Linked DNA regions of Homo sapiens: region 1 is linked to region 2. A link is a contact called in ENCODE Hi-C data. All regions are on one chromosome and are shown on one strand. Each heading gives the region's core, a stretch centred on a gene start or an enhancer-like site at or near the end of the contact. The rest is flanking DNA. Distances are from core to core; before and after follow the strand shown.

Region 1 (3,793 bases), core at 83-2,582, 66 kb before region 2:
GAGCTGGTCTCAGACAAGTGTAAACTAACAATCAACAGAGTGATATTTGTCACAATTATGTTTAAAGAAGCTACTTTCAAGATTCAAACTTTAACCTGAATGCTTACAGTATAGAAATAATATAGTTTTTTTAAAAATATATACAAATATATAAAATAAATCTAGACTCTTTCATCTTCAGCCTGGAGGATGAATGGTCCAATTTGGAAAAGGTTAAAAGAGATGTTAAATCTATGAGTGAAGGGTGAAAAGACAGATACTACAGGGAAGCTTACTGATTTAATTGGGCTGGATCAATTCTAGTAAGAAATTCCCAGAAAAATCCAATTGCAGGTCAAGGCTGAAGCCTGCCATGCTGAGCCAAGCCACAGATAAGGCTAGTGCTCTCAGGCACCATAGAGAGATATGTAGATTCAAAACTTTCAAGCTTGAGAAAGAAGAAAAAGGTAATTGGAGGAGAGTTGGGTCAAAAAGCAGGAAGGGCCCCTCTTGGTTACTGAATAAAAGCACAAAGATAAATGGGTATCTTTAGTTCACAACCTGTTCTGCTTGCGGCCAGAAAGACCCTTTGGCCCACCCAACAAAATGAGTGAACTCATCCCAAGGACTCAAGAACACAAAGATAGGGCATCAGCTAAAGACACAGAGAAAGATATATAGGCAGCTCTGTTATCATGAACTGAAGTGGGGAAATTACACATCTAAAGACCATCAAGCTAAAGGATAATATTCTATGGGGAATTTGGATGCTGATATGGTTTGTCTGTGTCCCCACCCAAATCTCATCTTGAATTGTAACTCCCACATTTCCCACCTGTCGTGGGAGGAACTCAGTGGGAGGTGACTGAATTATGGGGGCAGGTCTTTCCTGGGCTGTTCTCATAATAGCGAATGAGTCTCACGAGATCTGATTATTTTTAAAATGGGAGTTTTTATGCACAAGCTCTCTATGCCTGTTGCCATCCATGTAAGAGGTGACTTGCTCCTCCTTGCCTTCTGCCATAATTGTGGAACTGTAAATCCATTATAAACCTCTTTTGCAAATTGCCCAGTCTTGGGTATGTCTTTATCAGCAGCATGAAAAGGAACTAATACAGTTGCCCAGTCTCATTTTCTTAATGTATCCAGGTAGTTTGACCCCTCAAGTTGAAACCCCAGGCTTAGGGAATAAACCTGGATACTTGCAGTCTCACCGATGGAAAGGACAGCGGGTCCTTGAGCAGCAGAAATACAGAGCCTCACAGGATGACTTGTTCCAGAGAGAAGTAGGGAGGCAGCAGCTGATGACATCAACAACTGTGCCTCGGCCAGGTCCTCTCACTGGGCTCCACCACCCAGGCCCAGGCTCCTTCTGCTTGGGAGTTTGGCACGCGCACAAGTGCAGGCAGGGCCAAAGCAAAAAGATTCCTCAATCAATAAGGACTGCTGCAGTTAAACTCACATCTGCTTCCCCTCTCTCTTCCTGCTCCTTCTGCTTCTGCAGATGCCCTGGATGCTGAATGCATCGTATACTGCCTTCCATGATTGAGCTTTCACCATTTTATCTTCTTGGCCTTTATCTACTTCCCTGATCCCTGGCCCCTTGCTGACTCTGGCCAGGCTTCCCCCTCTGGTTCTGACTCTTGATCATTCTATAAACTATGAGAATTTCTTGACCTTTAAAACTTGCTTCTGTTCCCTCAATCCCAGTTCCTCACTCTCTGCCCAGCTTCCAGAATAATGTACTCATACCTGAAGACAGAGTGGCAAAAGTGGGGGCGGTATGGTGGGAGGCACTAAGAAAAAGTACAGGATATGGTCCTGAAGGCTTAATCTCCAGAGGAAGAAGCAGTCTGCAGATCGTCCTCCCCACCAGCTCTTCACAAAGCCAAATGTGGTAAGGGATAAATCAATGGCAGTTAAAACTCCCTCTAAGAGAGAGGAAAAAGATCTGGCAGGGCCAGCCAACATGGATAACTCTGGGGAAAAAGATTTGCCAAATATCCAATTTAAAGAACTTGGAGTTTCTGAGAAAATTCAAACAAAACTTTTCTCCTTTCAAAAAATCCTCTTTATAGACTAAGAGAGGAAACAAATCATGTTGAAGAGTAGTTGTTACACATAGATTATAGCTACCCTAAAATTGTTGACTGAACTTTCCTGGGAAGCCCATAAATATTTGGTGGGTCCTACAAAAAATAAACTAAGGATACTGTAATTGGCTCAGAACTTAGCTTGTAAAGCTCATCCAGAGACTGGCAAGGCTGGAGGTTTGTTGCGGCTGGATTTCTAATAGCTAGGGACAGATACCAGCCAGTGGCAGGTTGTTGTACGTTTTGTGTGTCATGTCTGAGAACAGGGACTCCCAGGCATAAGACAACCATTATAACATGCATTTTCCCAGAGTTGAGATAAGCAAAGGAAGACTTTCTCCTAAATTATCAGAGACCCCATAGACTTTCAAGAGATTAAAGGAACCTCAGTGATCATCCATTTCAGCACTTTCACTTTATAGTGAAGAAACTCAGGCCCAGAGAGGTACAGTGGCCTGCCCAGAATCAGAAAGGAAACCAGTGCATAATAGCTGAGAGCAGCATACAGGAATCCCCTCTCCAGGCTGGGGACATACCCCTTTGCACCACGCTACAGACATAGAACTGCACAAGGCAGCCAGACGACTCGAGGTCTCCACTGACATCCAAAGGACAGACTTCCACTGATCAAATTTTGGGAGATTCCTCTCCTCCCTCAAAAAAAAAATAAACACAAACAAATTTCCTTTCAAAAGCTGAGCAATCCTGTAAAATGCCCCCTCAACTACAGCATACACAAGACCTGCAAGGCAAGGGGCTGGCAAAAAGTTAAACAACCCTGAAAGGGAGGTTAAAGAACACAGGGTTAAAAGTCCTGATGCTTGAAGAGATAAATTGCCTCCTTTGTTCTTAATCTGCACAAAGGCTCTCCAGGAATTCACAAGGCTCTCACCATTCAACCTGACATATAGGAAGGTCACATTAAATCCAACAGCCCAGAAATGGAAAACTCCCGGAGAACAAAGCTTCAGTACTGAGGGTCCTGGAAGGAATGAATAAGGTGGGTACCTGGGTGCAGAATCAATGCACAGGAATGGAAAAGACTTGGCATGGGGAAAAAAATGGCACCCACTAGAGTGATTACAAGAGATGTAAAGCGATTGCCCTCATCCTCTGTACTAAAGAGATTTTGGATGGGATTTTATAGTGCCATCTCTGTAGTCAGATCCCATCAAATCTGGAGTTCTATGGCTCTAGGGCCTCCAGGAAACCTAAAGTAGCATGTGATCGTGATCACACACTCAGCGCATGAGTCTGTCAGAGAGGACCTCCACTGGAGAGCTGCCTTGGTCCTTCTCATAGGAAAACCCAAAATCTAAGGGGGAAATCACAAACAGGCCTATTCAATGCCCAGAATCATGCTAGATAGAGTAATTAAGGTGGTCTGAAAATATGTCTCAGAGAATGACTTCTATGCATAACAAGTTGAATAAATACTTCAAAACAAACTAGATAGAATAGAGTGAATAGCTGTAAGAGCTTAGAAACTAGGCCAGGGTAGAGAGAAGAAATTAGATGACCTCCTTTTGGATTCAAGAGACGTGTTTAGTGGCATCAGGAGCGGGGAAGAGGAAACATTCTCTCTAACAGTTGGCAGACTTCTATGAACCCTGCATCCCTCCAGCAGTCAGTTGCCCTGGCTCAAAAACCAGACATTTACAATCAGATTCTATGGGAATGACAGAAAATTAAATTGTATAACCAAGTCCTATGCATGCCCT
Region 2 (3,510 bases), core at 687-3,186:
GAAAAACCCCTTCTTCTGCACAAAGATCATTATTATTCACTCCTGTCAGCATTATTTACTCTGCATGAAAGCAGGAAGAGATTGGCACACCTTTATCCCATGTGCATACAACAGAACAGACCCCAGTGGCCAGAGCATTCTTGTTATCCTGGAAGATGCACCTGCAGCCCTCAAGCCTCCAGCCTCCCCCTCCCAACCTAAGGCACACCCTGTTTGTCAAGTGCCTATACCAACACCTGGCAGCCCCTCCACAGAGGCCTCAGAAAGGCAGGTGATAGCTAGTGACTAGGTTTCTTTCATCCCCAGATCTTGCCCTGTGGGCAGTGGCCATCCCCAGACCATCCAGGATTCTCCAGGTGTGCAAGGACCTACAGGATTTTGACAAATGCCAGCAGAGTGGCCTCTTTACAAATGGATGACAACAGGCTGTGAAAAGCTTTCTGCATGCGTAACCCAAAAATCTAGTTCCCCCACTTGTTCACTGATGCTTAAAATTGCTTTAGGGAGAGACAAAGGCTTTCATCTCACAAACAGAGAAAGCTTTGAAGGGCCTGGGTGAACTAATCTATTTAGACTAATACACACTGTTGTATAAATGGAATGAAGGATTAGATGATGCAATGGGCCCCTTTAAAATAGGTGTGAAGTGACACGGGATGTAGCAGAGAAAGATGGGGCTTTTCTTGCCTCCTTGGGTGCTTAAAACGAACAGTCTTGAGACCAGGTGCGGTAGCTCAAACCTGTAATCCCAATACTTTGGGAGACCAAGGCAGGTGGATCACTTGAGCCCAGGGATTCAAGACCAGCCTGGGCAACATGGCAAAACCCCGTTTATAAAAATATAAAAATTAGCCTGTCATCGTGGCAAGCACCTGCAGTCTCAGCTACTTGGGAGGCTGAGGTGGGAGGATTGCTTAGACCTAGGAGATTGAGGCTGCAGTGAGTCATGATTACCCCATTGCACTCCAGCCTGGGCAACAGAGCAAGACCCTGTCTCAAAACACACACACACACACACACACACACACACACACACACACACACACACACACAGTCTTGAAACCGGAAGACCTGGAGTAAAGTTGGGCCCTGAGCCCTACTGCCAGCTGTTCGATCACAGGCAAAATTACTCGAAGCCTTGAGCCTGTTTTTTATTTCCAAAGCGAAGGTAATACCTACCTTCAGAGTTTACTGTGAAACTTTGATGTCATCATGTTTGTAAAAGTGCCCTGGCACAGTGACCACATTCTACCCTATAAATATTTTCTATCTTTCCCTGTTGTCCCCAGGCATCTCAGGCTCTGTTCCTATCCACTCCATGCCCCTTTCTTAGCATTATAAGGTCAAGAGTGAGGAATCTGGGACCACGCAACCCAGATTCAGATCCTGACTCTGTCACTTGCTGACTGTCATCTTGGACAAGTTTAACCTCTCTGTGCTCAGTTCCCTCATCTGTAAAAATGGGGATAACAATAGTACTTGCCTCATGGGGTGACAGTAAGGATGAAATGAGTTCATGTGTGTAATGCACTTAGAACAATTCCTGGCACCAAAAACTCATTGTAAGAAGTGTTGTTACTATGATTCCTGAGGAATTCTCACCTGTCCACTTTCCACAAGCCGAAAGATCAAGCTCCACTTCTGCCCTCTCACCTACAAAAGCGCACCGTCAATGGCTACACATTCCGCCCCACCCCCAACGCCCCCAGCCCGGGTTTCCTAACGTCCCCAGCCCAGTCCTTAACCCTCCAGGCCGTCTGGTCCTTCCACCACCAGCAAAGCCCAAAACAGCTTTCAGCGTCCCCTAGCAGCGCCCTAGCGGGACCCTGGGAACCCGCCGCTGCAGGAGAGGCGGGGCGGCTCTGTGACGTCGCGCCCGGCGCTACCCCTGGTGACCTGGCAGCGGAGCCCGCGCAGGGTTTGCCAGGCGAAGGCGGAGCGCTAACGTCTAACGCTAACGGCGGTCGTGCCCCGCCGCTGCTGTCACCCCCGGCCGCTGCTGCCCTCCCCGCCGAGGTTCTACTGCTCTCCTTCTTAAGAAGGGTGGGAGGCACTCGGTCTCTCCCCACACCTCTCGCCTGAGGCCAGGCGCCAGGTGTCGCCTGAAGCCAGACAGCCGGTTTGGGAGCGAGCCTGAGGTAGCCACCCCGAGGGGAAGTGGAGGGAGGGCAGGGCTCTGAGCGCCCCGAGGGCTGCGCTGGTCTGAGGGAGGAGCCCTGCCGGACGCCCCCTGGATTCTGAGCCTCTCCTTGTTCACAGGGCAAGGGGAAGGCAAGGGGATCTTCAAGAGAATGTGACTGTGGGGGATTATGGCTTTCTGGCCAATTTGTGTGCGTATTTTGTACCCAGAATACTATTATACGGTTTCTTACCCGGAGGACAGTGGTTGGGAGGCTCAAGAGTTTGGAATCAGAGCCCTCCACCGAGGAGCCACACCTCTGCTTTTTCATCAGCGACAGGGATATAAAAATACCTCTGGGTGAATTGTCATGTGGATGTCATGGGCATACCTAGCACTTCATAGACTCCTATCACACATTATTTTATACCTAGCACTTCATAGACTCCTGTCAGGCATTATTTTATACCTGGCACTTCATAGACTCCTATCACATATTATTTTATACCTAGCACTTCATAGACTCCTATCACGCATTATTTTATACCTAGCACTTCATAGACTCCTATCACGTGTTCATTTTATAGCTAGCACTTCATAGACTGCTATCACGCATTCATTTTTACTAGTACCTATTGAACACTAAGTTCCAGGCACTGGGCTAGGCACTGGGATGGTGTGGTGAGCAAAAACTGACCAGTCCTGCCGTGGAGTTTGCTGGGGGAGACACATGTTACTCAAAGAATCACACTAAGGATAGGTAAGTGATGCTCTGGAAGGGTATGTACAATGGAACTGACAGGGTAATCAGGGAAGGTTAAGCAGACCTCCAAAGGAAGAATCAACCTGTTAAGAGGAGGAGAATGTATTCCAAACAAGAGTAACCACATCCCAAACCCACCATCTCCAATTCCAAACCCAAACAGGGATGTGCAGTTGCCTGTGCTTGGTTCCAAGTGATACTCATAGAAACCCTCTGAGATTCTGCCCTGGAGCCTTTCATTCATGTTACTGGAGACTTTCATTTATGAAACGGAAGCCCTGTTTAGCCCATACCAATAAAACCAAGTGAGAGATCCCTGAAACAAGGCTATAGTCTATTTTAAGACCTACATTCTTCAGCACTTGGCAGGTATATGTTGGCCTCCATTTTACATTGAGAGGCATGTAGGTTTCACTTAGGAGGAAATGCATTGAATTGAAAGAGTTGGGGTTATGGATAAGCTCTGGAATGTATAATTGAAGAAGACCTACACTATCAAGAGATTTAAAAATGGAAAATAACTTTACAAAATGTTAGAATTGAGGAATGTTAAGATAGAATGGACCTTTCTCCCACTTCTTTGATGTGAACAAATGACCCTTATTGCCCAAAGGCAGGAAAGCTGGGC

The links. Hi-C counts contacts between places; a loop is a spot of excess contacts on that map. Pooled maps may share reads with other maps.
Region 1: a map of endothelial cell of hepatic sinusoid shows a loop between it and region 2 (2.8-fold over the local background). The contact joins the enhancer-like site here to the promoter of ROPN1 in region 2. A Hi-C loop is called at or near these places in 1 of 168 maps with a recorded cell type or tissue (endothelial cell of hepatic sinusoid) and 1 of 50 pooled maps.

What each region holds. Positions count from the first base shown.
Region 1 is chr3:124,055,195-124,058,987 of GRCh38, reverse strand. All of the region lies in intron 1 of KALRN (kalirin RhoGEF kinase), which reads right to left. Among named protein-coding and RNA genes, the nearest start is that of KALRN, 24 kb to the right of the region's middle. Within about 2 kb of position 1,332, at least 5 of the 41 ENCODE cell types and tissues checked have a DNase peak (open chromatin) inside an H3K27ac peak, as active enhancers do.
Region 2 is chr3:123,990,550-123,994,059 of GRCh38, reverse strand. It overlaps ROPN1 (rhophilin associated tail protein 1), which reads left to right and starts at 1,936. Exons shown (of 6, transcript NM_001317774.2): 1 at 1,936-2,138. RefSeq lists an enhancer at 1,648-2,164.